Linked DNA regions of Homo sapiens: all the other regions are linked to region 2. The links are chromatin loops, found by intact Hi-C in ENCODE. Cell type or tissue: heart right ventricle. All regions are shown on one strand. Links, peaks and the distances in the headings refer to the core of each region. The heading gives the core; the rest is flanking DNA. Region 1 has its middle 14 kb from the start of LINC01544. Region 2 overlaps LOC124904314 (a long non-coding RNA gene). Region 3 overlaps PIGN (phosphatidylinositol glycan anchor biosynthesis class N).

What was found. Peaks named below come from ENCODE experiments on the same cell type or tissue, not always from the same donor. Only the 100,000 strongest peaks of a DNase experiment are listed, where the experiment ranks them.
Region 1: it touches region 2 in a loop (2.2-fold over the local background); 6 of 110 quality-filtered maps call a loop at or near these places.
Region 3: it touches region 2 in a loop (2.7-fold over the local background); 42 of 110 quality-filtered maps call a loop at or near these places.

The regions. Positions count from the first base shown.
Region 1 is chr18:61,728,597-61,739,445 of GRCh38, forward strand. No RefSeq gene overlaps it. Among named protein-coding and RNA genes, the nearest start is that of LINC01544, 14 kb to the right of the region's middle. In heart right ventricle, for the core only: no CTCF peak of the experiment used is centred there; no DNase peak of the experiment used is centred there; H3K4me3 peaks cover 876 bases; H3K27ac peaks cover 7,366 bases.
Region 2 is chr18:61,575,709-61,586,557 of GRCh38, forward strand. LOC124904314 (a long non-coding RNA gene) reads right to left here. Exons shown (of 7, transcript XR_007066395.1): 5 at 10,038-10,142; 6 at 3,699-3,748; 7 at 1-1,503. Among named protein-coding and RNA genes, the nearest start is that of LINC01544, 170 kb to the right of the region's middle. In heart right ventricle, for the core only: CTCF peaks have their summits at 6,330 (motif pointing right) and 6,533; DNase peaks (open chromatin) are centred at 6,323 and 6,623; H3K4me3 peaks cover 1,280 bases; H3K27ac peaks cover 3,711 bases.
Region 3 is chr18:62,125,166-62,136,014 of GRCh38, forward strand. The region is part of intron 14 of PIGN (phosphatidylinositol glycan anchor biosynthesis class N); the gene reads right to left. Among named protein-coding and RNA genes, the nearest start is that of PIGN, 56 kb to the right of the region's middle. In heart right ventricle, for the core only: CTCF peaks have their summits at 6,350 (motif pointing left) and 6,549; a DNase peak (open chromatin) is centred at 6,340.

The DNA of each region.
Region 1 (10,849 bases), core at 1,646-9,645, 150 kb after region 2:
ACCTTCAGCAAGTGCCATGCCTCAGGATAGCTTTGTCTATTCATTCTCACAAAAGTGAGGATATTCTGAAGCTACATGAATATGATTGCTATACAAAAGGCCACTTTCTACAGGAGCAACAAGATTATCCAAAGTGTTCAGAAAAATAAATTTGTATCCCATTGAAATGTTCTTTAACAAACGAATTCTGCAGGGGGAAAGGGAATTTTGCTGCAGTATTCACTGGGAGAGTGGAGCTAGAGCCCGAGAGTGCCATAAAAGGCAATGGCAAAGTCTACAACAAAAAAGGCAGCTGCCTTTTTCTCTGTGGTTCCAGGAAGACTTTCTGGAGTCCTTAGGTAGGGAGATATATATATATATATATATTTTTTTTTTTTTTTTTTTTTTTTGAGATGGAGTCTCACTCTGTTGCCCAGGCTGGAGTGCAGTGGCATGACCTTAGCTCACTGAAACCTCTGCCTCGCGTGTGTTCAAGCAATTCTCCTGCCTCAGCCTCTGGAATAGCTGGGATTACAGGCACCTGTCACCATGCCCAGCTAATTTTTTGTATTTTTAGTAGAGACATGCTTTCACCATGTTGGCCAGGCTGGTCTCAGACTCCTGACCTCAGGTGATCTGCTGGCCTCGGCCTCCCAAAGTGCTGGAATTATATGCATGAGCCACTGCACCCAGTCAAAATTTGTGTTTCAATGGAAAAATAGACACTGTCTATAACATATCTTTCCCCATAATCTGATTCTGACTCTATGGGATCTATTCTATAACTGTGTAAAGCATAAGTGACTGACAAGAACACAGGATCATCTTTTCTGTAGACACACAAATGAATTCTGACTGGGGCAGGGAATACCCTCCCCACCATGGAAAAACCAATTTTGCCTCCATTTGCACATTCATTTCAAAATGCCTTTACTCTTTTACATTTTATTCATTATCTTATTCCATACTGAGCATAACATCTGCTGGGTTCTCTCATTATGAGTAAAGTAAACACTTTAACATGAGTTCATTTTTATATCCTTATGAGAGTCAAGAATTTATCTTTTTTTTTTGAAAATTATCTTTCAACACTTTATTCCCAGCAATGCCTCTTCCTCCTTGACCCAGCTATGAACTGAGCTGCAAAGTGTGGACGTGCCCAAGTGTTGAGCTTCAGATCATGGCTTTTGTGTTGGGAGAAGTTAATGCTCATCTTTGGCAAGCTTGGGGGTTTCTACAACCCACAAGTTGACAAATGGCTCCCTTTGATGTTCTACCCATAAGCTGAGGTTTCAAACAATTGCTCAAAAAGGCATGGCATTTTTAATCAGCTTTATTGAAGTATTACTTATATACATTAAAATTCATCGATGTTAAGCATGTTGTGTGATGAGCTTCAACAAATGCATAGTTACCTACCATCACCACAACCAAGACATAGACATTTCTATCACCCTAAAATGTTCCCTCATGCTCCTTTGCAGTCCATCCCTGCTCCCTACTCACAGCATCTGGTAATCATTGAGTCTAGAACTTCATATTGTGGGAGACCAGAATATACCACCCTCAAAATATGAAGGATTGCTGAATTGCAGTTAAGAAGAAGCAGATACGGGAAAGTTCTCTCTCCTTCCTCTATTTGCCTAAAAGCAGGACATAAACTTAGGAAGACAAAAAAGTATCTTACCTGCCTTCCCTTATACCAGGCAGAACAAAGGTTAATCACTGAAGATAACTTTAGACCCTTATGATCCTAGAGTTGGTTATCAGAGGAATCTAAATTAACATGCATTAACAACTGGCTTTTATCTGCCATTTATTTCCCTTCCCACAAGTTGCCACCCCTAAATACTCAAAGTCCTTTCTTCTGTCTTATCACTTCTTTAAAATCCTTGGGAAACACTCATTCCCTGGGTGTCTCTCATGTATATATGAAATATGCCTGTGAATAAACTTGCTTGTGTTTCTCTTGTTAATCTGTCTTTAGTTACAGGGTTCTATTTCAGCTAAGATCCTATGAGGGTTGAAGAAAAAATTATTCTTCTTCCTCTACAATATAAATAGGACTATGCAGCATTTAGTCTTTTGTGGCTGGCTTATTTCACTTAGCATAGTGCTTTTGAGATTCATTCATGTTCTTGTATGTGTCAATAGTTCATTACTTTTTATTGCTGAGTAATATTTCACTGTATGGATTTACCGCATACATTTATCCATTCATCTATTGATGGTCATTTGGATTGTTTTCAGTTTGGGGTTATTATCAGTAATAATACGTGAGATTACTGGGTCATATACAAAGTATATGTTTAACTTTGTAAGAAACTCCAACACTTTTCCAGAGTAGCTATACTATTTTATGTTCCCAGCAGCAGTACACAAGCACATAGCTCCACGTCCTCACTAGCACCTGGTATTGTCAATCACTTTAATTTTGGCTTTTCCAGTGAAAGTACACTAATAACTCATTGTAGTTTTAATTTGCATTTCCTTAATGATGAATAATATTCAGCATCTTTTCACTTGTCATCTTTTTACTTATTTGTCATCATTTGTCTAGGGTAAAATTTCCATTTAGATCTGCCCATTTTTAATCAAATTGTTTATCTTATTATTGAGTTGTAAGAGTGCTTTATACACTCTAAATACTTTATGAGATATGTGTTTTGCAAATATTTTCACCCAGTCTGTGGCAAGAGAAAGGCATTCTTATTATTTTGACAAATAATTTGCTAATTCAGACTGCCTGGAAATGCAAACCAGTATACTGTGTAATGACATCTGCCGAGCAGCAGCCAGACTCTGGTGGAGGGAAATAAACAACGTAAAGTTCCAAAATTTGGCCTGAGAAAAACTGCTGCTGGCTTTCATCATCATCTCCTGATTTTCTAGCATTTTATTTACTCCAGTTATTTTTTCTCCTGCGTTACTTGCTTCATGTAACTGTTCCCGTTTTAGGCAGAAAAATGTATATGGAACGTCTGTTTGTTTCTCTCCTGATGCAAATGAACACCCTAGCTTCTGCATTTCATAGTGAGCCCCTAATATAGTCTCAGTAGCAACAATGCAGCTCACATGAAAATTGTTTCCAATTATTTCCAATTTAACCTCTGAATGTCATACCATCACCTCTGACTTCTTCTGAGGACCATCTTCCCAGACTTCTTGGGTCTTTGGGGAGTAAAAAGGAGAAAGTTCCCATGTGAAGGTTGCCTGTGATGTTCATTGTTTTGTTAAAGCACTAATCTGCCTTAGAAAATAATTTCTTCTGGAAATACAGTCGAGGTCCTGTGGTTAGTAGGATTGGGCCAGTGGTACTCGAGCCAAGTACCACAGACGGCATGATTTGGCACATACGTTACAGCTTTTCATCACATCTGTCTCTTCTCAAATATCCAGAGGGGAAAAAAACATGGATGGTTTTCTGGGGTTCCTCTGCAGATGAGAACACTAAATGCCTACCTAGTACCCATTCTATAGTTCTTCCTTAGTAGAGAGACCTGATGTAATGCAAAGCACCCAGCTGAAGAAATTATGTTTCTCGGCCACTCTCCAAGATAAGGGTGGCCATGTGATACAGTTCCAAGGAATATAATTTAAGCAGAAGTCAGGCTGGGCTTTTGAGCCCTCGCCTTTCTCACGGCAAGTCTGCTTTCCTGCAACAGCCATCTTCTGACTGATCCTGAGGGAAAGGCCACAGAGTCACAGAGAATGTGGCCTGGCACCTTCACCACCGAACCAATGCCAGCAACTATCTACCTCTGGACCTCTCGTCATGAGAGAAAAACCAACCCCCAAGTTGTTCAAGATGTTGCTTTTCAGTTGTCTTTTTTTATGGCTGTACACAATCCCTGACTAACAACTTGGGTTCTAGTTTCTGCCTCTTTACTGAGCAGCAATGGGAACTACCCCTCTCAGATTCCCGGTTGTCTTCATTTATAAGGAAGGGTGGAAAAAACAGAAAGTGCCTCACAGCCATTCCAGCGGGAAGCATCCACAGTTCGGAGGCACCATTTCATCTTCAGTGTACCAGACAAATTTTTCCAGATCAGGTAACTCTGGTGACAGGAAGCTCAGGCCACAGTTCGGGCTTGACTGGGATATGCTGATGCCCCAGTTGTTTCTGACAGTTACAGAGGATCTGCTTCCTTACTCAGCCCCAGGTCCTACTGAATTAATTAACAGCAGATGGAGTACCATTTTTTTGTTTGTTCTGAGGACATATCTCCTCAAATTTCCAGGAGAATCCCCATCTTTAATATATTTTTCCTAGCACTCAGATGCCCATCTTCACATAAATCTTCTGTCTCTCTAACAGTATGTATGCTTGTCACATCATGTGCTGCGTTTGGCGTTTAGATATGGCCTCCTGCTCCTCATAACCCCACTCTGCTCCACTCTGAAGCCTAGGTCACTCTTGACCTCCCTGCCCCCACTCCCTGTGTGTTTCAGGCACGTCACATGCAGTATCACTTCCGGTTCCTCTTGGCCTCACCCCTGCTCTGGCCATGGCCATGGTGACCAGGTCCACTGGGGCTTTGCCAGCTTCCCACAGATATGGCCACAGAGGGTGCCTCATGCCAGGTCTTCTCTCCTTGGCTCCTGCCTCCAGCCCTGGAGCATCTCTAACAAGGAGCTGCTCAAAAGAGCCACCCAGACTGGGGTTTAGTGACAGCAGGGTTCATGGATAAATGCTTCCCCCCGGCCCCTTTAATGGCCAGTTCTTAAGGGCATTTTATGAAGCTTCTCAGAAGGTTCCAGCAGGACTGAGAACGAGATGCTTGTGTCAATGATACTAGATACTAGATACTACTAGATAATGCATTCTTGTTTTGGCTTTCCCTCCCCGTCCCTCACCCCTGCTCCTAAAGATCATGTATGCCTCCAAGTAAATTACTGGTAGGTAAGCCTTTCTTAAGCCCTTTTTCAGCAGAATTGAAGTTGAGGCAGAGGATATTAACAAACAAGTGTGTGTGTGTGTGTGTGTGTGTGTGTGTGTGTGTGTGTGTGTGTAGGATTTTTCTCCTGCCTTTCCAATTTTGGGTTTAGTCACTAATACACTGATTCATTCAATCTCAGTTCCCACCACGTAATGGAACAGTTACATCCCTGCTTATGCAATCGTTCCCTTCCACGCAGTTTTGCACAACTCAGATTTTGCGTAAGTCAAAATCTGGGTTATTGCCCTGGATATTAAAGGTGCAGAACCTGCTACACAAATATTTATGTGTATAATATCACTGAAACTTGTTTTCACTGTTGAAGCCACCAAAATATTTTCACATGTTGGTCCCCAGGGGCTTGGCATTTTATTTTTTTACTCTAAATCAATTGCCTTCAGTTTACAAATGCGCCTCCACTGTTGTTTTATCCTGGTGGCTTTTGGACAAGATTGGAAGGCTATGAGAGTAAAGACATAAACACCCTGGAAATAGGATGAGTTGGTGCAGTAAGAAACTCCACCGGAGCCCCGTAAAACTGAAAGTGAAAAGCCTGGCCTCTTGGAATTCATGGAGTCTATACTGCAGCTTAATATGTGTTTTCATACATAATGCAACCTTTCCACATCTCTTACATGCTATCAGCACCTTCCAGAACAATTTGAAAAGGGTCATATTTGCATTAGGCATAGCTTATGGGACCTGGGGGCAGCTGTCCCTGATCAGGAATCATAACAGGGAAACCTCATTTGCAATCACCATTTAGCCTCTCTCTCCCTCAGATAGTAGAAGGACTGGAAGTTGTTTGTTCCTAAGCGTTTTGTGATATTTATGAGTGGCCTTATTTTAAAAAGTCCCCATTAGTCTGTTTATTTTTAGGTATCATATTAAATGCACCAGCAGAAAAATACAAGATCAAAGCCCCCAAAGGTCAAATGCCTGCTTCTTAGCTGGAGTCACACTGTTTAGAAGCTGAAAGCAGCCAAGTCCCACGACATTAATATCCTGGGAAAGAATGGAGCACTCTCATCCCTCAGGGATCCTTTCCCGGGTTCAAAGGCATTTTGCACTCTATCAGGTGAAAGGAAACACACATTAGCCAAATACAGGCAGACTTCACAGATGCAATAAAAGATTCCCAGTAGAGCTCCTTAAAGCTCCTCTGACTGATCTTCGACTTCAAGGTTGTGCCTAAGCAAACTGCATTGGAGCTGATGTGTTCAAATGTGGCTAACAGCTCACCAGAATCAAGCCAATCTATGCCTTCAGCATATCTCTTCTACAGGCTGAGACATGTGCTTGGGCTCAAAATGTCCAAACCTCCCCCACCATGGGCTCCTTATACTCCCAGCTAGGTAGGAGGATCAGTGATGGCCTATCAAGAATAGAAGAGACTCACTCCCTCTGCTGACTGCCATTCTTGATATTATCTAAATATTTTGAGCTTAAATTTAAGTTTAAAAATCAGCATGGAGCAAAAAAGCATAGACTGGGCATGGTGGCTCAAAATGCTCTAATACCAGCATTCTGGGAGGTCAGGGAGGGAGGATCCCTGGAGTTCGGAACTTCATGACGAGCCTGGGCAACATGATGAAACCCTGTCTCTACAAAAAGTATAAAAATCAGCCAGGCATGGTGGTGCACGCCTGTAGTCCCAGCTACTCGGGAGGCTGAGGCAAGGGGATCACTTGAGCCCAGGTGGTTAAGGCTGCAGTGAGCCATGACTGCGCGGCTGTACTCCAGCCTGGGTGACAGAGCAAGACCCTGTCTCTAAAAAGACAAAAACCAAAAGGATGTGATCTTGTTCATATGCCTAGAAAGGTCATTATCAACATTTAAACTATCACAGAAAAATGCAATGCCCTGATCCTTTAGCTCTTTATGTGTCTACGGGCTCCCAATATCTAACACATATTCTTCCTTCACAAAGCCCTTCAAATAGAATGGAATCTGGACTCAAAATTTGCTAGCTCTGATGAGAAAGAGGACCCGGGAACAAGCCCTCCAATGGCACAAAGAAGCCCTCCTTTTCCCTTCTACTCGAGGTTAAGATGGAGAGGTGTCAGCAGTTCCTGAACACCTCTGCCCTAAGGGACTTCAGACAGGAACAAAAAAATTAAGGGACTTTGGACGATTGTTCCCAGCAGAAGCCTGGGAAATGACCAAGTCAGGTATTTGCTAAACTATTTAATGAGGCTGCATAAGCAATAAGGAGAACTTGATAGAGCTTTAGGGTCACTGAGGTTTCCAGGGTGAATTAAAGCAGTGAAGTAAGAGGAGAGGATTTAAAAATTAACCTGCGTGTGAATGTACTATGTTCGGAACAGGAATTAAAAAGCAAACAAGGATTAATTGATCCCCTCCTCCCTCCCAAGCTGCACGCTGGCATTTCAGGAGCAAAATGGATTGGTTGAGAATGCACTCTGCTGGGTAATTAAACAAGGAGGTCGATCAATACTCAGTAGCTGGGATTTAAATACCCATTGAAAAGCTAACAGAGGAACCCAGAAGGGAACAGAAGAATTGCTGGTTGGCTCAGGCAAGATTGGATCTTAAGGTTTCTGCATGTAAAAAATGAACAACAACCAAAAAAAGCACCTCGTTCTTTTCACCTCTCTAACTTTAAAAACCTCTTTGATTCAGTATTAGCCCAAACAAAAATAAGGATCTCCACTCAGAGCATTTCTCTTGGTGGCGAGTGACAGATGTAAAGGGCCCAATTTGTGATTACGTGGTTCACTTCTACAACTGCAATTAAGCTGCCCGTTAAATTCACGTAGCTAAATAAAAATTACAATCAGTTACTTATTAGCTACCTTGAACCTGCCTCCCTGAGAGCTAGAGGGTTGGTGAGAGAGCCAATTCACAGCAAAGCTAAAGTGATCTGCCTTGCTTAGTTGTTGTGGTTTTCAAATCAGATAGGTCATGAGCATCTGTGTATGCATAAACAACTGAAACTGCCCAGAGATGTCTCATGGCTAATCAGATCAGTAGGCCCACCAGCCAGCAGCCAAGACACTCAACTCCCAGTTGGATGAACGTGATCTAACTTTGCTGCAAATACGGGCCCTGGGCTCTTCTCTTCAGCACCCACCTGATGAAGAAGGGAAATAATGAGACCAAAGACAAAGGCAGGAGCAGAACAGGCTTTTCTTCAAAGCCCATGAAGGGGAAAAGACCCATTATGAAGGGAGGGTTACGGGCAGAGAACTCGCCAGGGCTGTTGATGATATTGCTGTTGTTGGTTGGTCTTAGGATTCTCTAGGGAGGAGATGAAATAGAAGGAAAATCTAGGGGTAACAGCTCACAATTGGCCCAGTGACTAAAGGCCACCTTTCAGGGGTTCATTCAGGATTTCCTCGATTCCTGGGCTCACCTGTGAGGCACCAGTTTTCTCCACTTCCTGCTTGTAAACCCATGCATTATAAGCTTTCTTGATGGGAGGACTGAGGGAGAAGATAACCCTACAGTGAAGGGTGCTTGGAGACACAAATAGCTAAAACACACCAGAGGAGGCAATTGATTTTATCCAAGAATCTACCTGAATTTACCAAGGATTACTTCTGGGTATCTTGGAGGATTTGTATCTTAAAGGATCCAAGTTATAAAATTCTAGAGTCATTCATGGAGATGAAAGTAAAACAGTGCTTATTAGGGGCTGGGGGAGTGGGGAATAGAGAGTTAGTGTTTAGTGGGTTCAGAGTTTCAGCTGGGGATGGTAACAAAGCTCTGGCAATGGGTGGTGGTGATGGTTGCATGACTATGTGAATGTACTTAATGCTACTGGAGTATGCACCTAAAATGATTAAAATAGTAAATTTTATGTTATATGCATTTTACCATAACAAAAAAAATTCTAGAGTCAGCGAAGACAATGTTATTTCCTGTATAATCCATATAAACCTACAGCCTACTACTTTTGAAACATAGAAACTTCTCCATGTTTCCAAAATTACATTACCGAGGGATGCCAAAAAGAAAAAGACTTTAAGGGATGGGAGATGCACCTGTATCCATTCTACCCAGAGCACTCACATGAAACATTTCCCAGAGAACATGGCAGCCCAGGTCCCTGTTTCGTTTGCCTCGGTGCCCTGTGCCCCGTGCCCTCCCCATATCCAGGCAAAGCTGCTGAAGACCCAGAGCGGCCTTCTGGTCACCAACCACCTGCTCTTCTGATTTTCTTTCTGAAACATCATTCTCTCTTTCTTTCCCAATTTCAGGAGAGAATCTAATATACTCATTCACACTGAGGTGTAAGGCTCTAAGAAGATGTACACTGCCTGCCCAGGGATATATCCAGTTCACCTGGAAGCTAAGCAAGAAGAATTAAAATACAGAAATGGGAATAAAGTTTGCAACCTCTCCAACCCTTTGTTCCAGGCTGCTTTTTACGCCTCAAAACTTACCAGATTTTGTCTGCACCTCCCAGACAACCTCAGAAATGTGTTTCCCAAAAATCTCTTTCCCTGGTCAGTTTCTCTGTCATGCACTACTTTCAGAAACCCAGACTATCCTCTGGCCCATCAGCCCTCATGCCCAGAGACCCATGCCAAGTTAAGTTGTTCATTGGGCACAGATATGTCTCCAAGGCACCTTCTAAATCTGTCAAGGCCAATTTAGGAACAGAAGGTTGAGGCCAGATGGAAAAGTTGGGAAAGCACCCATGGAGAACAGAGCTAGCCCAGGCCTGGAGGCACAAGATCACTAATCTGATGAGTGGCTCCAATCAAATGAGACCACATGGACATTGGCAAAGAGCATAAGGAAAGTTCTCTCTTCACTCAAGCCTGTAGCCTGTCCTAGAACAAAGGAGCAAAGGTTCTTTCAGCATAAACATTGCCGACTCTCTGGAGGAAAACAGGCTCTTTTTTATATTTACAAAATCAGAACCAGCAGAGGCCAGACCTAGGAATCTGTATTTTTAAAAGGCTCCCCAGGAGCAATGGAAACCACTGGTCTAAATTAAAAAGTGATGACAAATAAAAAAGCCAACATAGGGTGTTTTGTGTTCGCTCTCATTCTATGGTGTTGTGGACATCCATAGAGAATGTGCTATTTATCCTATTTATTTACTTGTTTTTCGAAACAGCAAAAGGATACTGAGATAGGAGACTTTGCTCAACAAGCCAGTGCTAATCACCATAAAGGGTCTGTTGTGTCACACTCTGATGAATCACCACATGTCAGCAGGGACACAGCCAACGGAAATATGTTCTATGGCTTTGGTTTCCTCTTTTCCCTTGATGCATGAAAAAATCCTTTTCCCCAAGCTAAGTTTAGGGCAAGAGGCTCTTTTTGTTTGTGAATGGAGGCAGTCTGAGGGTGAAACAGGATGCCCCAAACAGAAGGAAGGGCCCAAGGAAATCTGCCATCTGGAGAGTGAGCTGTAGGGGCACCTTGGATTCCTATGCAGAATTGTCCTTAGATTTAGGCAACAGCCTGGCGAGCCTGACTCTTGCTGAACAGAGAGGCTGTGCCTCTCTCATGTGAAGAGTGGATGTCATCCACACACGTGGGGGAAAGGACTCCTTCAGGGGCTCATTCCTCCTCCATCTGAGGGCGCTCCCACCAGTCTTTCACTATCTGCCTCCATCCACTGCTCCTCAGTACCTTGGCCTCAGCCCTCTTTGCTTCCTTCTCAGCCTCTCTATTTCTCCCAGTCACCCAGCCTTAGAATCTTTGTGGCCAGGCACAGTGGCTCATGTCTGTAATCCCAACACTTTGAGAGGCCGAGATGGGAAGATTGCTGGAGCCCAGGAGATCGATGGTGCAGTGGGCTATGATCATGCCACTTCACACCAGCCTGGGTGACAGAGCCAGGCTTGTCTCTAAAAATAATACTAGCAATAATGAAAACAAACAAACAAACAAACAAAAATAATCTTTTTCTCTATGAGACATAATGGAAAGAGAAACCGACTTGGGGT
Region 2 (10,849 bases), core at 1,400-9,399:
AGGAATCAACTCTACCGACACCTTGATTTTGGATTCTGGCATCTAGAACTGTGATAAAGTAAATTCTTGATATTTTAAGCCACCAATTTGTGTTCCCTTGTTACAGCAGCCCTAGAAAACTAAAACAGTGTCTTTTAATTATGTTCTCTCTACTGCTTCTCAGACTGCTTGGCATTTTTATAATGAGTCTTTATGCAATGATCTCACACGTTCCTGCATTTTAAATCTTAATGCTTCTCGGGTCTCTGCCCTGAGTTGAGCAAAATAGGATATGAGGCCCGAAGTCTTCTTTCTCCAGATAAAAACACATCAAGATCAGAAGCAATATCTTGTTCACCTTTTAATCTCTCCTCCAACACCCTGTCAGAACCTAGAACAGCACTCAGCCCACAGCAGGGCCTCAAAAATACTTAACAAAATTACAGAACTAACACTAGATATTATTCCCATTCTTCTCTCATCTCATACCAAACAGTGATTTAGAATAACTGAATCACCAAATACGTTAGTGTTGGTTCACTTCATGGCCAATTATCAAACAATAAACTGGGTCACTTTAACATTCAGTCTAAGTCAGTCCATCCACATAAGTCAGTCCATCCACATATGGAGGCCAACTATTCCACGGTCCATTAACGCCATTCCCTTCAATGATTACATCAGGGCAACCAAATGAACATCCAATTGCCAGAGCCAGGTTTTGGGCATCTGAAGTAACAGAACATCATTAATCACTGAGGACAGAATGAGAAACCTCAGATCTAAGGGGCAAAAGTAAAAGCTAAAATTATCCTACTGATCTGACAGAGCAAGTCTCCGTGTGCACATAGCCATGTCACCAATGACTGGGTACACATGCCACATCCCTCAACAGAATTTCTGTTTATTCATTTGCTATTAACCTTAATGAGTTGAGTGGCAGGTGAAATATCTACTGGCTTCCATTTACGTTCCACTTTCTTTCCAAGCATAAGGCAAAGCCAATTTTCTCGATTGGGCTGGGAAGGAGTCCTAATTACCTAAGAACCAGCACATTTCAATCTTATAGGGACTAAGTCTCTCTGTATTGGAATGCAACCCAAACACAGTTTTCTGTTTCATGAACAAAGAGAAAGCCAAAGAAAGTCTTCTTGAAAACCACTTAATGCCTAGGAGGTTCTCCAGTCAACTTTGCCATTTGAAATCATACTCCTTACAGGCAACCAATGGTGCTCAAAGCATCTCTTTCAGCATCAATCTTCCTACTTTGTGATATTTGGGGGATGTCTTAATTAGATCAGTTACTTTGCCATTCCTTTAAGTATTATATCTCAAGTTACCTGTTGGCTTCTTACAGGTCTCATGAAGACAGCTCCATTTTTTAGAGGTAGCTAGGAAATATATAGCTGCTTTCAAAGTTCTATCGCTTTCTGGGACAAGCAGTTCATCTTATTTCTTCTCCATGGCTAGTCATTAAATGTTGAAGGTCTTGGCTAATTCTGGGTACTCTAATCTGCAGTGAATCTGAAAGAAGAGAAAATCAACTAAAAGCCAGACTGTGGATGTTCATGTACTCATTTTAGGAATGGGCTGGTCACAAGGGTAGAATAACTGACTGCATTGGGCTTCAGAAAAGGTCTTGAACTTTTCAACATTTTCCCCCACATGTTATCTCTGAAAATGCAAACACCCTGGGGGAGATAAACCTCTTTTATCAAGACTTTTTAAAAAATCCATCACAGCATTGATCAGGGTACTGAAGTGGTAATAATTTTCATAGAGCCAAGACAAACAGGGCCCTAACAGTGCCCTGTTAGGTACGCACTGTGGAGTCAGAAAGAATCCAAAGAGCTTAGAGGACGGGATCCTCAGTCTCTGAGCAGACAAAATACTGTTATCTCCATTTCAGAGATAAGACAACTGAGTCCCCTGGGATTAAAAATGGTACCCTATTGAACACCAAGAAGGCACTAGATGCTTGAAAACTTTTTTATGAGCAGAGGATAGACTAGATAGAACAGAAAAGGGCGAGAGAAGGGTGCCTAGCTTCATGATTGGCCAAGTCATCTCCACTATGTGAAAATGCCATACTACCTGGGAAGGTGACCCCTTAGGCCAGCAACAGTTGGGGCTGTGAAGACCAAAGAGGTCAGAGAGAGAGGTTTGGATGGAGATGAGAAACAAGGTACAGAGTCAGGGACATTGAGGGCTCTGAATATCTGGATGCGAATGCTGAGAAATGATACAAGTCAGAAACAGAGAATCAAATACCTCAGGTTCTCACTTATAAGTGGGAGCTAAATAATGTGTATGCATAGACAAAGAGTGTGGGCTGATGGAGAGTGGACACTCAGAAGGGTGGAGGGACAAGAGAGGGGAGAGTGATGAGAAATTACTTAATGGGTACTATGTACATTATTGGGGTGATGGCTACACTGAAAAACAAGATTTTGCCACTACATGTTGTACACATGTAACAAAATTGCTTCTGTACACCCTAAATTTATATAAATTCTAAAAAGAAATGGGAAAGAGAAAAGTCAAAGCTTACCTCCCTATTACTTGGAAACTGGCTCTAGTATTGATTTTATTCCTGCACTCAGGATAGATCATTTGATGAGTAGCTAGGTGAAAGAGTAGCCCAAAGGAAAACAAAGCAGGGTAGAAAATGAGCAAAGCCAAAGATTTTCTGTGTAAAATTCAGCGTTCCAAAACCTCTACAGTAACACTCCAGGTCAGATAATCTGCAACGCCCCCTGGACCTGAGCAACCACACCATGATTGACACAGCCATCAGTTCAGCTACTGGTATCTGTCTATAAGGAACAGAAGCAGCATGCGGATGATGGTTTAAGCAAAGATTTGTTTTTGTCACAAATAAGAAATGCCATGCTGTTTAAGGGACTCAATGGCGTTGGGCCAATGTTGCTGAATTCTCTTGGCTTCCCCATTGGTTTGTAAGATGGCATCAGCAGCTTCAAGGTTCAGATCTCAAACTGTGTTCAAGGGCAGGAAGCTGAGCATAGGGCTAGAAGATTTTCTGTGACTTCCTCTTATTAGGGAGGAAAAATTTTTCCTAGAAGGTCCAAGCAGACTTCTTATATTCTCCCTAATCTATGTCACATTCCCATCCTTAGACCAGGGACTATATCTACATTCCCTAAGAATAACTGAACCCCATCTGATGCCTGTCCAAAGTGGGTTACCCTTGCTCCATCCAAAAGGCATGGAAGATCAGGGGCTGGCACTTTTGGGGACTGTACCTTCTACTGTTAATGGGATCCAGGTAGACTGAGTGCCACTGGATCAGAGCAGAACCATCAAGGCCAGCATAAGCAGGAGGCTGCTGGGGCTGCCAGTTGAGAGAAAACAATCTGTCCCAGGCAGGCATCCTCTCCAAATTTAGAAGCAAGAGCTAGCCTTTCCAGAGGGCTCTTTGAAAATGTTAGAAAATTATAATTAGACTTTGTGCTTCTACCAAGCCTTTTGTCCCAGAAGCTCAGGGCACTTCTCTGCATCATCTCATTAATCTTCACCACGCCATTCGAGGCAGCCTGCAACTATTGTCATCTTTATTTTCAGGATGAAAGATCTGAGATGTGGAAACAGGTCAATGGCTTGCCTAGTGTCATATACTCAGTGAGGCACCAGCAGCTGAGGACAGGACCAAAACTTATCACTGAAGACCCGGGACAAGTACATGGATGGCATTTACTTACCCAGAAAGCATGAGACTTGCAAGGTGACTTGACAGAAGAATGTCAAAGCTCTGTGCAAAGAGGTGAGAGGAACAGAACACAAGCTGTGATTTACTATCCAAGGAACCTTGGGCAAGTCACTTACACTTTCTGAACAGTTCCTCATCTAAAAAATGAAAGTAACATCTACCACATCGAACTTCACTTGGCTGTTTCAAAGACAAAAGAAGTGTTTTAAACAAAACCATGTGACCTAGGACATTTTATAAAATCTAAGTCAACATAAGGCATTGTTATTTGAGAGGATTTGTAGAATCAACATTTAAAATGAGCCTGCAGCTGTTGGCACACAATGATAATCCTGAATTGCAACCAGACAATTATAGAAAATGCTTCCTAAGAGATGACTAAGAAGTTCCTTTTTGCCATTCAATGTGCTATGATCATTTTCACCACTTACTCTATGGAAAGTGCTACAAAGCATGCAAGGACAACTGGACTGTGACCCACATCCTCTAGGAAATACGGTCTGGTAGAGGAGACAGATAAACCACTCATTTCACTGTGAGGAAAAATGAAAGAAAACATGTAATAGCCAAGGAGACCAAATGTGGGGGGTCCAGAGGAGGCTTGGGTCGGTTCCCATTCAGCAGCTCAGAGGAAGCTTTTGGGAAGTTGCAGGGTGATAGGAAAAGAGACCCCAGATGGCAGGAATATTGCAGTGGGGAGAAATGGAAGCCAAGAACATACAATATTATATGACTAAAGAAAAAGGTACATGGAAGATTGTAGACATTCCAATAAAAAGTTTGTGCAACATGGTATTTAGTGGGATGTTTTTTCCTGTTGTCTTGGAAACGTGGTAGCTCCTCAGTGAAGCTGAAACTGAACACAGCTCCTAAACAACCACAAACACCAGCTATGACAGCAACACCACTACAGTGGAGCCCATCACCGCAGAAGGACCAGAAGTGGCCAGGGTAAGGCTGGGGCAGACATACTTCACTAATCTGCAGCAGAGGGTCCCTCAAGATTCCTCTTTCTGCTCCCTTCTCCTTTCCCCTTCCCCTGCACCCCACCTTCCTTTGCTCAAACAAGAAGCCACATCTACAACAGTGACTTTCTTTCTTTTTTTTTCTTTTAAAGACAAGGTCTCGCTCTGTCACCCAGGCTGGAGTGCAATGATACAATCACAGCTCACTGCAGCCTCCATCTCCAGAGCTCAAGAGATCCTCCTGCCTCAGCCTCCTGAGTAGCAGGGACCACAAGTGCATGTCCACCACCCCTGGCTAAAACAATGACTTTCAAACTTCTCTAAGCATGACCCACAGTAAATGTTTTACATTATGACACGATTCACACAATTCCAGGCAGCTGACATCTATTATCACATTTATTTTCACACACACACACACACACATACACACACACCTGAAACAGCTTTTTGAGGAAATCATACTCTATTACTTGGAATGTACTTTGTAATTTGTATTCCATTCTACTCCTTTAAAGAAAAATAAAGATTGTGACTTTCTAAATTGATATTATGAGCCAGCAATGGCTTGTGACTTGCATTTTGGAGAAACCAGCCTAGGACAATATGGGAAGGGCATGGGTCTCACACACACACACACACACACACACACACACACACAGAGCCAGGTCCATGGCTCCAGCCTCACCTGAGGAAAAAAGCTGTGCAAGGAGTTTAAACAAAATTTTAAATAATGGGGCTGGGCGTGGTGACTCACGCCTGTAATCCCAGCACTTTTGGAGGCCGAGGCAGGTGGGTCACCTGAGGTCAGGAGTTCAAGAGTAGCCTGGCCAACATAATGAAATCCCGTTCTCTACTAAAAATACAAAAATTACCCAGGCGTGGTGGTGCACACCTGTAGTCTCAGTTACTTGGGAAGCTGAGGCAGGAGAATTGTTTGAACCCGGGAAGCGGAGGCTGCAGTGAGCAGAGATCCTGCCACTGAACTTCAGCCTGGGCGACAGTGAGTTTCTGCCTCAAAAAAATAAAAGCAAAGAGTGTAATAAATGATATTTAAAAAAAAATTTTCTGAATAATGAACAGGACTGAAATGAAATTGCTCTAATACCCCAAACAAAAGGCTGGCTGTTTTCAAGGGACTTGCTCCCCCACTGGGAAGTCGTCACAGTGGGAGGGGGTGGTAGAGTCCAGTTCGAGCCTGTTCTAAAACACACACACACACAAACACACACACATTTTATGTCCCTACTCCCAATTTTGAGGCCCCGAATTAAAGTTGGATGGGGCAACACCATGAAGGCCACTGCAGGATCATGCAAAAAAAAAAGACACACTGGGGAAAGGAAAGTGCGCCCCTCAAACACTAGGCAAACACTGGAGAAGGAAGGACCTTTGGGTCAGCAATAAGAAAGCCGTCCCCCTCAGTCAGCACAAAAGCTCGCCCCCAGGGAGAAACAGGAAGATCCTTAGCTCTTCTTTTCCTTCCCCAGCGCCCATCATCCTCCCTCCTGAGAAAACGGAAGAAAGGGTAGCACAGCAGCCGAAAGGAGTTTGGGTTTGCTTTGCTTCCATCTGCGGACAAGGCTCTTTGCAGAGAAAACCCAGCCTCCCGGTGCCCGGGCCCCGCAGGCAGTCTCTCTTTCGGCCACCAGAGGGCGCTCTCCTCCTCCCCAGCCTCCAGCCACACCTGGCCGAGGGGCGTCCTTGCCCCACTCCTGCAGCCCAGAAGCGCACTCACTGCACAGCCGCGGAACCTGCAAGACGGGCCACAGGCACGCCCCGCTGCCAGCCGCTTAGCTTTTTAAAACAAGCCAGCATAGATGTTCACAATTATTCTCCCCTCAACGGTGGACACTGTCAGGTCAGCAATCCCTAGGAAGCTCCCGGGAGCGCTGTCGGAAGACTTTGCCAGAGCTCAGACTCATCGGGAGGGGGAAATCGGTTCTCTGGCTGCCCCTGGCAGCGGGGCTCCCCCACCCCAGGCTTAAAATAGGGATGAAACTCTTTGACATCGAAGGACACAGGGTCCCTTCCCACTGACGTCCGTTGTGGCGCTGAGGGACCCAGGAGAGCAACAGGGCTTCCAGATCGGAGACATCACCAAAGAGGGAACGCAGCCACTTTTATTTTTGCCTTGACAATTATTAAAATACGCAGAGGAAGGAAACTATTCAGGCTGGCTCTGTACAAGGCAATCATTCCCAAATTGCACCAAATTGGCTGCTCCCCAAAGTCCGTGTGTTCTCCCCACACCCTCATATAAACACACACACCCACCAACACCCTGTGTTATTTGTCTTCAATGAGTTAGAAAGAAGACTTTAAGATAAGGCAGGGTGAAACTCTGACAGCTAGTACCCAAAACTCCCCCTCAACATTAATGGGAGACTTGCTTGTATGTTTTTGCCCCCTAAGGGTAACTGATTCCCATGACTTTGCTTTAGCCAAGGGAATGAAGTGGCTTTTGGGGTAGAAACAGCCTAACCTTACACAAACTTTGAGATAAACAAGCACTATCACAGCACATAAAAACGAAAACTACCAGCAGGTTAAAATTATCCCTATGAAGAAAAAGGAATTTCACGTTATGAAAGTTTTTTTTTTTTAATAATCTGCTAAGTACACACTAATACCCAAAACAGGCCTTAAACAGTCTGAAGGATGCTTGAGCTAAAATCTTATAAATTGCCCTGGAATATTTGTCAAACCACCTGCCCAGAACATACTGTATGTATTCATAGTGCTGTCAAACAAGTGGACTACCATCATTGGATGAGTGGTTTGTCAGCCAGAGGCTGGCTCAGACAGACCATACGTAAAGGTTTCTAACCCTAATTTTTCCCTTTAGTGATTGAGCCTGGACCCATTGTTTGGGATACTTGTGGGGACATGGACTGCATTCTGTCTTATATTGCAGATGCTAAAGAAAACATCTTTCCAGTCCCCCCTTCCCACAGCAGAACACCATGGATTAAATCTGAAACAGTATAAGTGTTCACATCTGGAAAATTGAGCTGAATCTGTCTGGAGACATCTGTATGGATCCTTTGGACTAGTATGAAAAACGATGATTTCTGTGTTTTCTATAGTGGTTTCCACCCTCATGCTAAGGTTTACATTTCTGAAATCACACCACAGCCACCCATTTTAAGGAAGTAGGAGGTTAGAAACATTAAGGAAATTAAGATTGGAGGACAAAGATTATGTGATAGTTAATCTTATATGTCAACTTGGCTAGGCTATAATGCCTTGTTGTTTGGCCACACACTAGACTAGATGTTGCTGTGAAAGTATTTTGTAGATGTGATTAACATTTACAGTTGATTTTGAGTAAAGGAGATTACCCTCAATCATATGGGTGGGCCTTTTCCAATCAGGTGAAGGCCTTAACAGCGAAGACTGAGGCTTATCAAAGAAGGAGGAATTCTGCCTCAAGACTTGCAACATCAGCTCTTCCCTGAGTTTGAGTGCTGGTCTGCTGTAAGATTTCAGATTTTAGCTTGGCATGGTGGCACACTGCTGTAATCCCAGCTACTCAGGAGGCTGAGGCAGGAGAATCACTTGAACCCAGGAGGCGGAGGTTGCAGTGAGCCGAGATGGCGCCACTGCACTCCAGCCTGGGAGACAGAGCGAGACTTGGTAAGAAGGAAGGAAGAAAGGAAGGAAGGGAGGAAGGGAGGGAGGGAGGGGAGGAAGGGGGGGGAGAGAGAGAGAGAGAGAGAGAGAGAGAGAGAGAGAGAGAGAGAAAGGGAGAGATTTCAGGTTTGCCAGCTCCCACAATGGTGTGAGCCAATTCTTTAAAATAATTCTCTCTCTCTCTCTCTCTCTCTCTCTCTCTCTCTGTGTGTGTGTGTGTGTGTGTGTGTGTGTGTGTGTCCTATTGGTTTGGTTTCTATGGAGAATATTGATTGATACAGATTTCAAGTGGGAATCTATTTTATTTTGTACATGTTATAAGTCAAAATAACGATGTGAGGTTAAGTGCTGCCATTCTACATGATATTCACATATCCCAGATTTCTGATTTTGTTTAGGTGCCTAGACCCTCCTTAATACCCCATGTGACACACTGGAAGCTGGCCTGACCCCCAGCCATAGGTGTGATCCTGATTGGTCTAAGGGTGAGCCATCCCCTTCCCAATGATTGGCTCAGGGGAGGGGTCATGTGATTTAGTAAAGACCAATGACTTTACTAAATGACTTTTAGTAAATGACTAAATGACTTTTAGTAAAGACTAAGGTTTGTAGTCATTCTTCCAAGAGGCTTTACAGAAGCAGCATTCTCTCTCCCCTGTTGGAGGAGAATAAAGAAGCAGTAGCTACTGCCATGATGCCCCCATTGTTACTGACAACCCCTGGCACCTGCCCTTTGGTAGAAAATAACATGAGCTTCTGAAAATGTTGTTGAGCTGATTGAATCTCCCAGCCCCAAAGCCTGCACTGACTCTGGGCTTCCTTTTAGGTGAACCAATCCATTTTCTTATTCTGGAAGCCAGTTTGAGCCTGGCTTTTTGATAGTTGCAGCCAAATGACCAAGTCTCCTTGCCCTTAATTTCTTCTCTACAAACTGGGAGAGTAGAATTAGATAATCTAAGTTTTCCTCAAACTCTCAATGTCTGTGAACTGCATATTCAGGTACTAGCACTAACAACATTAACACTATTTGTCAATTACTAAAGAAGATAAATGTTATTATAGGTATGTTTCTAAATAACTTTCATTTTTAGAAACAGTAAAATGACATGTTAAAGTTCATAAAGTATAATTTAATGCCATTTTTTCCAGTGGTCTTAACCCTAGTGAACCACTGTCAGCAACAATAACTTTCGCTAAATTTTTTAACACAGAAAAAGCTCTAACAAATACAGTAAAAAGAAAAACCTAATAGAAAAATGAGGAAAGGATAAGAACAAACTTCCCAGCAAAGAAAATACAAATGAGTCTTAAAATCCATTTATCTCTAGTTTTCCATTATTGGAACGCTAAGCATGTGGGAGTTATTTATATCCTACTGCTCAAGGTCATTGCTAAGGTCTGATTGCAAAAATTCAAAAAATTGCAACCTCAGGCATAAATGGGTTAAACCAATGAAGAGATGTTCAACCTCACTCATAGGGAAGAGGGAAATTAAAGAGAAATGCTAATTAAAACGATGGCAAGGTTTTTTCAACCTACAAGATTGGCAAGTTACCAAAAAGTTTAATAACATGCTGTTGGTGAAGATCTTTTAAAATCAACTTTTATATCAATAATGAGAATTATCACTGAGGACCAGCAATTGAAGGTTTCTTAGAGCATTTTTTGTTGCTGCAACAGAATACCACAGATTGTGTAATTTATGAAGAAAAGATATTTATTTGGCTCACAGTTCTGGAGGCTGAGAAGTCCAGGACTGAGGGACTACCACTGATTAGGGCCTTCTTGCTGCATCATAACATGACAGAAGGTAACACATGGCAAGGAGGTGTACCCTAGAGACAGAGATACAGACATTTTCAAAAAATTGAGTCTGAAAAATGGAGTAACTAACTCACTCACGCAACAACTAACCCACTCCCATGGTTATGGCGTTAACTCATGAGGGCTTTGCCCTCATAACTTAGTCACATCTTAATACTGCCTCAATGGCAATTAAATGTCAACATAAGTTCTGGAGGGGACATTCAAATCATAACAAGGGGTAAGAGTTAAATAGTGCAACTTTCATGGAAAGCAATTTGACATCATCTGTAAAAATTACAAATTACCCTTTGGCCCAACAGTTCTCCTTCTGGAGGCTGTGAAATCCAAGATTAAGGGACTAGAAGATTTAGTGTCAGGTGAGGGCTCCCTCTCTGGTTCATAGATGGCAGCTTCTTGCTGTGTACTCACGTGGTGGAAGGAAATAGCTGGCTCTTTTATAAGGGCACTAATCCCAGTCATAAGAGTTCTGCCCTCAGTTTACCTCCCAAGGCCCCACACCCTGAACCATCACCTTAGGGGTTAAGATTTCAACATATGAATTTTGAGAGTAAATAAACAATCAGATCATAACAATCTCCACATTCAATGTGAAATAAAAAGAGCAAGTTGGACTGGGCATGGTTGCTCATGCCTGTAATCCAAGCACTTTGGGAGGCCAAGGCAGGAGGATTGCTTGAGTGCAGGAGTTCAAGACTAGCCTAGACAACACAGGGAA
Region 3 (10,849 bases), core at 1,508-9,507, 550 kb after region 2:
ATATGTGTATATAAATATACACGTTTGTACATATGTGTATATAAATATACACGTTTGTACATATGTGTATATAAATATACACGTTTGTATATATGTGTATAAACACACACACACACACGAATTTTTAATGTAGTTGTAATCATACCAAATGTGTAACTTTGTAAGTTGCATTTTGTTGATGATTATATTATAAACATTATTCTAAGACATATTAGAATCTGAAAACAGAACATTTAATGGTTGCATAGTCTTTCTAGTAGACATGTTATTATTGTTCAATTATGTGGCTTTCCATTTTTTTGATTATAAGCAATCCTAGGATGAATACCTTGGGGCAAAGACTTTTTCACATTCACTTCCTGAAGTTCTGTATCACACGATGGAACTGCTTGGTTAAAGATTTTAAATACTTTAAGGTTCTTTACAGTGTGGAATTTACTCTCCAAAAGAGTGATTATATACGTGTATACTACAACAGCATTTTGTGTCCATTTAGCAACATAATCATATAAAAATCTTTTTTGCTAATTTCAAAAATGGAAAAAAGTATGTCTAACTTGAATTTGTTTTTCTTTGATAAATACTAAGGTTGTGTTTGGTGTATATTCTATTACGAAAAAACTTTTTTAAGTCTTGCTTTAAAATGGGATGTTAAAGTTATAAAACTAGAATAACTAAATATTTTAAAATACGAATGAAAAACACAAAAATCAGTGTTTTCATGACATCATACATAACTCACAAAGAATAATTTGGAAAATCTGAATAACAATTCTGAAATACAGTAAGTTACAAAAGTTTTATGACTTACTAGTTGGTGATTACTAGAACCCATCAAGGGTTTTAGTAACCCAATTGTATAACAGTTTACAATTAAAACAGCATGAGAAAAAAATCTGAAAACAAGAGTATCTGGATCAGTCATTGTATCTATTTTTGGCCAAGCAATTTCTCCATGCAATTTCTATTTTTATTAACAAACAAAAGCAGTTTCAAAAATATTATTATATATATCACAAAATACCATAAGACTTCACCTGTTTGTCCTAAGATTCTTTCAACATATATAACATTTAAATAATAATTATCATACTTTCTAGTGATTAATACATTTTTCTACATTCTGCCAGATAAACTAAATATTGATGTCATGAATTCATGGTAAACACTATAGTGTTTGCAAACTGACAAGTTTATGTCATTTTTCTAAAATTTTACCACAGAAAATATCATTTTATATTACAGGTGCTGAGTGATTTATTAGGCTGGAGCAAAAGAACTAGTGTAAACTATGATCAAGGAACATAAAAATCACTGTAATGAAATGCTTATATGTGCTTAAAAGCTTCATGTGAACTTTTTAAAGTCTCTGCATCCCAGTTTCATCATGTATTGAAAATCTATTTTACAAAATGTAAAAATAGGGAAAAACAATATTAGCACTTCCTACGCTTTCCCTCTGTCCTTGCCCAATATTCCAGCCTCTAGTATCCTTAACTGAGGGATTTCACCCAGCCTCACAGCATCAATTAATACTAGGGTATGGATAATTTCCAAAATCTATATTTAGAGCTTGATTCCTGCTCCTGAGCTTTAGATTCAGATTTCCGATTGTCTATACAGTCACACCATGATGCTGTTCTACAGACAGCTCAAACTCAGCAGATCCACAACTGAACTTGACCCTCATCCTATGAGCAGCAGTTTAGTAAATCATAATATATGTCCAACATCCGTTCAACTTAATTGTTGAATGATTCAACTTCCATTGTACCTTAATGATTCAACTTCCATTGTACCTTAAACCCCTAACTTCCTTCCATTCCTATCTTGTCAATCTTAAAGCAGTATTTCTCAAGGAGGACACTGGGAAGGATAAATCTTACCCTGGTTAGTGATAGATTCTGTGCCAGACTGCCTGGGTTCCATCCTAGCTTCAATGTTTACTAATTCTGTTACTTGGGGGAAGTATCATTCTGATTCAGTTTCCTCATGTGAAAATGAGATACAGGTGCTCCTCAACTTAAGATAATGCTACATCCCAATAAACCCACCATAAGTTGAAAATATCTTAAGTCAATTTCCATTTACATCTAACCAACCAAACATCATAGCTTAACCTAGCCTATCTTAAATGTACTCAGAATATTTACATCAGGCTACAGTTTGACAAAATTATCTAACACAAAGCTTGTTTTATACTAAAGTGCTGAATATCTCATGTAATTTATTGAATACTGTTGCTGAAGTATGGTTTCTATTGAATGCGTATAGCTTTCACACCATCATAAAGTCGAAAAATCCTAAGTCAAACCACTGCAGCCGAAGTATCTGTAATAACAGTACCCGCCATATCAGGCTGTTTTAAGAATTAAATGAGCGAACACTGATAAATTATTTAAAACAGTGCCTTGCATACACTAAGTACATAATAACTGTGAGCGGGTAGTCATGAGGAAAGCAATGGTGCAAGACCTTATCATTTGCTTGAACAACTGCAACAGTCTGGTTTTTTTGTGTGTTTTTTTTTTGTTTTGTTTTTTGAGACAAGGTATTGCTTCTTCACCCAGACTGGAACGCAGTGGTGTGACTGAGGTTCGCTGGAGCCTTGATCTCCTTGGCTCAAGTGATCCTCCCATATCAGCCTCCTGAGTAGCTGGGACCTATATCCTGTGGCATTTTTCTTACTCCAATTATCCAGGCCATAATAAACATACATAATAGCGGAAGGAGAAGATAGGACTGATGATGGAAATGGCAATTAAAAATACATGGTGCTATTTTCCCAACAAGAAAATGCATGGGAAACTACACATGGAAAACATACCAACAAACTTATGAAAAATCCTTATGAAATTTTCTAACTCTTGGTTTAGGATATTTATCTTCTAAAATATTTTTTATTCCCACTTTTATAATGTCAAAAACATCTTATAATTCCCACAAGAATTATTCCTGAATTTAAAAATATCATATATAAAACAACTATACATTTAAAAATCACTATACTATTCATGACATTACCAAAAAAATATATAAAATTCCTGAATTTCAAACTTGGGGAAAAGGATTTGATTATTTTCTTCCCCTCTTTTCAGATACTTGTGACTGGTGTGACAAACTGAGGACTTTCAGAGATATCATCTTTGGAGATGATGAGATTTGCTTGTGGTAAAAAGTATAAACAAAGAAATGGCTGGAAGCCAGCCAGGAGGAATGCCAAAGAAACTCCTAAATGATCAGACCACAGAGCTAGTAACATAATTAAAACCACTAGGCCACGGAAGGTATTTTACATTTAAACAAGGAACTTTAGAACAGATGGGGTCCATAAGAGATCAGGGGGAAAAGCTACCCAACTCCAGAATCACTGCATAGGTAACAGTGTTAGCTCAGGGCACAGCTGGATACTCACATGCAGCCACAGAGATCAAGAAAAAAAAGAAAAGAAAAAAAGGTAGAAGAGTTCATTTAGGTTGATATGAGGAAAAAATTATCCTTTGTTTTCACATTACAAAAGTGGGTTTTGAGTCATTAAAATATTTTAATAAAATGTTTAAAATATTCATTAAATTCTATAAGCCCATTATTTCTAGAGGGCTATAATATTTTATTATTACATTTGCATCTACTGTCCCTTAGCTAAAATACATTTTCTTTAATATATTTAACATGAAAAATGTAAGGCAAAAATAAACTATTAAGTTTCTTCTATTTGGCTTCAAAATAAGAAGTCATCATAAAGAAATATTAAAATATAAGTATACAACGATGTTTCATTGGAAATGCAGATCTCCCCACTCACTCCCTGCAAAATTCCCTTCCAAGGACAATGCAAAGCCAATATTGGAAAGCACTTTCTATTAGCTCTCAACACCTGGCTTTCTCTCCCCTTGCCTCAATTCCTTACTCCCTTCTCTCCCTCCCTCAGTGGCGTGCTGAGGGCTGCTCACACCAGCTCCCGAGAGCAGATGGTGTACAACTCTTCCCTTTCTCTAGTCGCATCATCCTTGGTAGCTTGAGATTGATCATAGTGAGCGTATTTATACCAATGAAATTGGCAAAGGCTATTAATGGGAGTCTTTCCCTCTCTCAGAGAGCTGAGTCTCTTGTTAGCACATCACTGCCATACTTTCCCACCTTAAGTCCACATTCTTAGCTGTCTCAGACCCACTGCAGCCCATAGCAATTAGTGTCAAGTTAATGAAAGCTAGTATATTGGCTGTTACTACCTCAGAAGTGCGTTGAGCTGAAGACTTCTTGCGTCTCCATCTCAGCTGCTCTCTGAGGTATCAACAAATCAAAAGTTCTCTTTCCAACACTGCCTTCACTGAAGTTGTCTTATTTAACTTCCTATAAATTTGCATCCCTCATCTGTGGGTTTGGTGCTCCTCAACTGTTCTTACAAAAACAGTCACTCATAATACATTGAATTATCCCTTATCATGCTGTATCATTTGCTATACTGTCTATATGTTCCCATTAGACTTTGTGTCCAACAAGGGCAGGCACTACGTCTATCTTTTCCAACATCAGTATAGTGCCTGGGACACAGTAGGAAAACAATAAATACTGGTTAAGTAAATCAATGAAGCATTGTAAGATAATTACTCTGCAATGGCTGAAATGATGACAAATGTAAACTATTAATTTCTGTTGAGAGTTAAATTGTGTCCCCCAAAAAGGTCCTAACCCCTGGTATCTGGGAATGTGACCTGATTTTGAAATAGTGTCTTTGTAGACATCATCAAGCTAAAGCACATTAATACTAAATTAGGGTGAACCTTAAATCTAGTGACTGGTGTCCTTGAGAGGGAGATCTGGAGACAGAGACACAAGGAAGAAGACCACTGATGACAGAGATAGAGAGTAGAATGATAAAGCTACAAGCCAAGGAAACCGAGGATTGCTTGCAGCCCCCAGAAGCTAGGTAGAGGCAAGGGAAGATTCTACTCTAAGCCTTTGGAGGGAGCATGGTTCTGGTGACACCTTGCTTTTGGACTCCTAGCCTTAATTTTGGACTTTAGTCTCTAGAACTGTGAAAGAATGTATTTCTGTTATGCTAAGCCATGTAGGTTGTGGTAGTTTGTTATGGCAACCCTAGAAAACTAATATATCTTCCTATCAACTGCCCAAATTCAGATTGCCCACAAGGAAAAGTGATGGTTTTACTATTTGTTGTTCATTTTCCCTTTAATCTATGCATAGTTACAGATATGGATAAACTAATGAAGTATTAACTTAAAAAGCAACATGTTTGAAATACAACATTCTACATAGTAATTTGTGAGGAAAAATTTCCTTTATTGACTAAATTGTTTTTATTGAAAATATCAAGTTTTAAAGAATCTATAAACATGTCATGTTTAAGTTAAAAAAAAAGAGAGAAATGAGTTGTCTTAATCTGTGCACATTACTTTGCTGTAATTGTTACTATTCATTTTTTTAATGGTTACTTAATACTATAGAATAAGGTAAACCACATTTTAGGATTACCAAGAATTTTATCAATTATTCAGGGTCAGCTAGTGTTTAGAGGACAAGATCTCCTAAAATGCTGCCCTTTCTTACTCTGATTTTTGTTACAAATTTTTTTTGCTTTCATCTACACATGACCTAATATTTTAGTAATACTTGTCTATTCCTTTTTAGAATGTCTATTTAAAGGGAAAAATATTTTAAGAGTATAAAGACAGAGAAAGCAGGATAAAAAGTTATTTCTAGAATAATTTTCATTCCTTTAGCATGACCAATGATATAGAATCGTATCACCCTTCATGTCATAAGTGAATAAATGAATAATATTTTTCTATGTAGGTATGTGATGCACAGAAGTTTTTTTTAAAGATAAATTTCAGTTTTGAAGCAGAAAATTATGTTTCTTACAAATAATTAGTAAATCAGATAGGTAAACTGGTAGAAAGGTTCACATACAAGCTAGTATTTAAGTTGGGTCTAAGGGAAGGGCCTTTATCAGCTAAAAGAAACAAATTTTATAAGAGAAACCAAATACTGTTGCCATTTTAGTAGAAAATACAGTTTTTTGTTAAAATTTCTTTGTTTATCAAATTTATATAATAATTTTCAAATAAAAAAGTAACAAATATTTTTGCTTCTATTGGCAAGGTATATATCCCCTTCCCAATTCCGTATTCTTCCCCCTAAGATATCTCTGAAGAGATCTTTTTTGCTTTCTTCTTATTCTGTGGCATTTTTTCTTTTAAATTATTTCTTGTCTTACTCCAGCCTCTAAAGTATACAATTTTAAACATAAAGTGTTTTTCCTCCTTTTACAGATGGGTGATCCTTTTATGCCTCTCCTGGTCATGTAGCTCCACCTGCTGGTCATCCTTCAGCATACCATCACCAGGGTCTGCCAGACCCAATTTTAGCTTCAGGTGTTTGTTTTTTAGCAGTTCTCTTTATCAGAATGGATGTTTTATGACTTTTATTCTTTTTAGAGGTCTTTAAAATATCAAAGAGAAAATTTATTTATTTTTGCAAAAAAATAGGATATGCAATTACCACATGGCCCTGTTAGACCCTTTTACAAGCCTAAGATAAAGAATCTTGGCAATTTTATTTTTCCTACGTCCTGAAACATTTGCTATTTCATTACCCTAGGAATTATTTTATTATTCACCAATTACTCATAACTATGCTAGAAAAGACTGAACAAGATAATGGAAAAATGGTGAAGATACCATTAAACTAAAATCTAATAATGCTGGTGAAATTAATCATGTCACGAAAATTTTGATACTATGAATTTTCAGATGCCAATGTCCTAGATGAATTTTCTCAAGTTAAGAACAGACAAGTGAACAATATATTTCTAAGAACAAAAAAAAATGATGCTTATACAAAAGGAAAGACTTTATTACACAATAGTTTGTGAAAAGAACCTGGGTTATCTTTTTTGCTAAAAGCATGTGTGACAACAGTACTCTTTGATCTTTTATGTTTATAGGCCCACATTTACTTGATATAGTTTCTAAGAAGACATGCTGACATTATGTGCATATATAAAAGTGATTAAAAAGAAATATATGATGTTAATGTGAAAAAAACCCACTGGACTAAAGAAATAAAGGGTCGATGGTACTCAGTAAATGGTGATAACTGTTTTTTCTGATAACACCAAACATTAAAGACTTGTAATGCAGAGCTAACATTTAGTCAATGCCCTTAAATATTCTATTTCAAAATACCTCAAGGGGGAATGAAATTTTTAATGAGTGAAACTAAATACTCTTAAAAATAATTTAACAAATAATTTCTGTGGTTCACATCTCCCTAAATGATTAAAAAATAATTTTCAATTTAGTATTCCACCTGGTTCTGGTATATTTTCCAATTTTATGTAACTGATATAATTAATAAATTCTGATTACAGTCAGGCACAGTAGCTCACACCTGCAATCCCAGCACTTTGGGAGGCCAAGGCAGGCAGACCGCTTGAGCCCAGGAGTTCAAGATAAGCTTGGGCAACATAGGGAGATCCCATCTCTATTAAAAAAAAATGATAAAATAAAATTCTGATTATGATGCTAGCTAATATCTTTTCCATATGACTGTTAAATTTTATATTTTATAGACCTCACACTTTTACTTATTTTTAAATATTCAGTTCTTTAATCAATGTAGAATTTAGTTTTGTGAATGAAATGAGGTTACAAGAGCTAGCCTTATTTTTTCCAAATGGTCAATTTTCTTAGTACAAATCTTTCTCCTACTGATTTGAAACACTACCTTCAGTCAAAACCAAATCCCATATACAGATTGTCCCAAACTTATGAGAGTTTGACTTAGGATTTTTCAGCTAACATGGAAGTGATATGCATTCAGTAGAAAGCATACTTTGAGTACCCACACAATCATTTTGTTCTTCACTTTCAATGCAGTATTCAATAAATTACATGAGATATTCAATACTTTATTATACAGTCGGCTTTATGTTAGATGATTCTGACCAACTGTAGGCTAATGTTAAGTGTTCTCAGCACATTAAAGGTAGGCTAGACTAAGCTATGATGTTCAGTAGGTTAGGTGTATTAAATCCATTTTGCACTTACATTATTTGCAACTTAGGGATGTAACCCCATCATAAGTCAAGGTGCACGTTGTAGACAAGTGAATCTTATCTCTTTATGTACTCACGAATCAGTTCCACTAAATCTATATGTTTGGCCTGCATCAATACTACATTTTTTAGAGTTATAATAGCTTTAGAATGTGTTCTGTTATCTAGCAGAGCAAATCTCTTATCTTGTTCTTCTTTCTCAAAACTAATTAAGCTATTCTTGAGAATTTATTTTTGATATAAATTTTAAAATTATGTTTTTGAGTTATACAAAAATCCTTTTGTTATAATACCATATTCAGTAAGTAATTTGGAGAGGACCGACATTTTTACAGTATTGAACAGTATTATCCAACATTTGTTTGTTTATATTGCCTGTTATGTCCTTAATAAAATTTGACAGTTTTCTTTACAATATACATTTCTCATTATTTTATTGCTGGGTATTTTATTTCTATTATGAATAGTATCCTTTTCCAATTACATATTCTACTGAATTTGTGCCAATGATTAGAATATCTATTTATTTTGATAAACATACTTTTAAAAATAAGTTTTATCAAAGCAATATATGCACATATTTTTTAAAAATCAAACACTACACAAGGGCATAATAACTCTTTTTCATTTCTCAGTTCACCAACCCAGACCAAAAACTTTTACATGTGTTTGTTTTTAGTTATTCCGGTACTTGCCTACATTTTTAAAAAACATGTTCTTCTTACTTTTTCTTGACTTGATGACTGGGGGTACTTTTTGTTGACCCCTTGTTGTCTCTGGCTTTCCTCCCCACTCAATTTGGCTATATCACATTTTTACCTCCTCTTTTGGTGACCTTGGTTACTTTCATAATCTAATACCTAAGGCTGGGCGTGGTGGCTCATGCCTGTAATCCCAGCACTTTGGGAGGCCGAGGTGGGTGGATCACGAGGTCAGGAGTTCGAGACCAGCCTAGCCAACATGGTGAAACCCCATCTCTACTAAAAACACAAAAATTAGCTGGGCGTGGTGGCGTGCTTGTAAGCCCAGCTACTCAGGAGACTGAGGCAGGAGAATTGCTTGAACCCAGGAGGCAGAGGTTGCAGTGAGCCAAGATTGCGCCACTGCACTCCAGCCTGAGCAACAGAACGAGAGTCAGTCTCAAACAAAACAAAACAAAACAAAAACTAATACCTAAACCTCTGACGAATTCAACTAAAGATAAAATTCTCCATATTCTATTTCATGAAGACAATAGCACCGCTACTATTCCATGTACATTTCCTTCCCTCTCTGCCTTCCAACCTGTTAACTGCACTTGTACATTTTCAAGGCTGCTAACATTTGCATTCTATTCTGTAATCATAATTCATTCTTCCCTGCTTTGTCCAAGGATTGACTCTAAAAGCTGAAAACCAATACTTATATCACATGACTATTTAAATACTGTCCACTGAAAAACAAAGTTTTATGCTACAATTAGATTTTCTCATCTATTTCTTTAAAGCCTTGATCCACATGACAATGTTCAAATGAATTCCCTTTCTCACACTCCTAGCAACTGTTCAAAATCATGCCACATCTGAGGGTGCTTTATATTTGAAGCATGCTTTCTTGTAAAGTTTGAAATGTTTCTTTCTCCCTTAAGTTTCTGATTGTCATTGTTTTTTTTGATGGGCGGGCGGATGAAGAAATGTATGCTTTCTATGTATACATCATGTCCTTAATTTCCTCCAGCTTCTTACTCAATCCATCTACTACTTAAAATTCATTTCATTTAGTTTGAGGTCCACTCACTTCCTATTCTAATTTGGAGGATCTGCCTCTCATTTGGACCATTCTTATACAACTTATCTTTAAGTTTTTTGTTGCATTCTTATGAAATATTTATTTTCTTATTAAATGTAGAAGTTATTTTTAATGCATCTAGTACCTTTCTACATTTTGCAAAGTTAATGCTGCTTTTGTTTTATGGATGCAATAGTTTCTTAAATATTTCTGAGAATTTTAATGTTTTTAGGTTTGGTTCTGTTCCTTGAATTTCATATGACCTCAAGAGTCCATTTCTCATGTTATCTTAGATTTTTTTGACCATATTGCAGGCTTTTAGCAAGTGGTGATTTTTAGCCAGACAGGTCTACAGGCAGGGCTGGTCACTATGCTCTAGAGTGGGTGAACCAGTACATGGGAATCAGCCATCCCGCCAGACCCCCAGAGGACACAGTGGCTTTGAATATGTATGTGCAGGCAGACACTGAACATCAAAATAGGGGAAGTCTATGATCAGTTACCATGCCACGTGGAAAAAGGGGTAGCAGTGTGCACCTGAACCCTTGACGAAGAGTCCTTCCCTAACTAGCCTTTCTTTCTTTTCTTTTGTTTTTTCTTTGTCTTTTTTTTTTTTTTTTTTTTTTCAGACAGGGTCTCACTCTGTTGCTCAGGCTGGAGTGCAGTGGTGGGATCTTGGCTCACTGCTGCAACCTCTGCCTCTCTGGTTCAAGTGATTCTCATGCCTCAGCCTCCCGAGTAGCTGGGATTACAAGCAGGTGCCACCATGCCTGGCTCATTTTTATATTTTTTGGTAGAGACAGGGTTTCACCACACTGGCCAGGCTCCTAACCAGCCTTTCTAAAGTGGCTGGTCTAAAGTAACCCTCACTTATTCTCACTCTCAACAGCCGGTGTATTTTCTTCATAAAAGGAATTGATAATGTATTCCTTATTCACTTCTTCATTTGGTTATAGTTTGCCTGTGACACTACTGTACAAATAAACTCTATGAATGCAA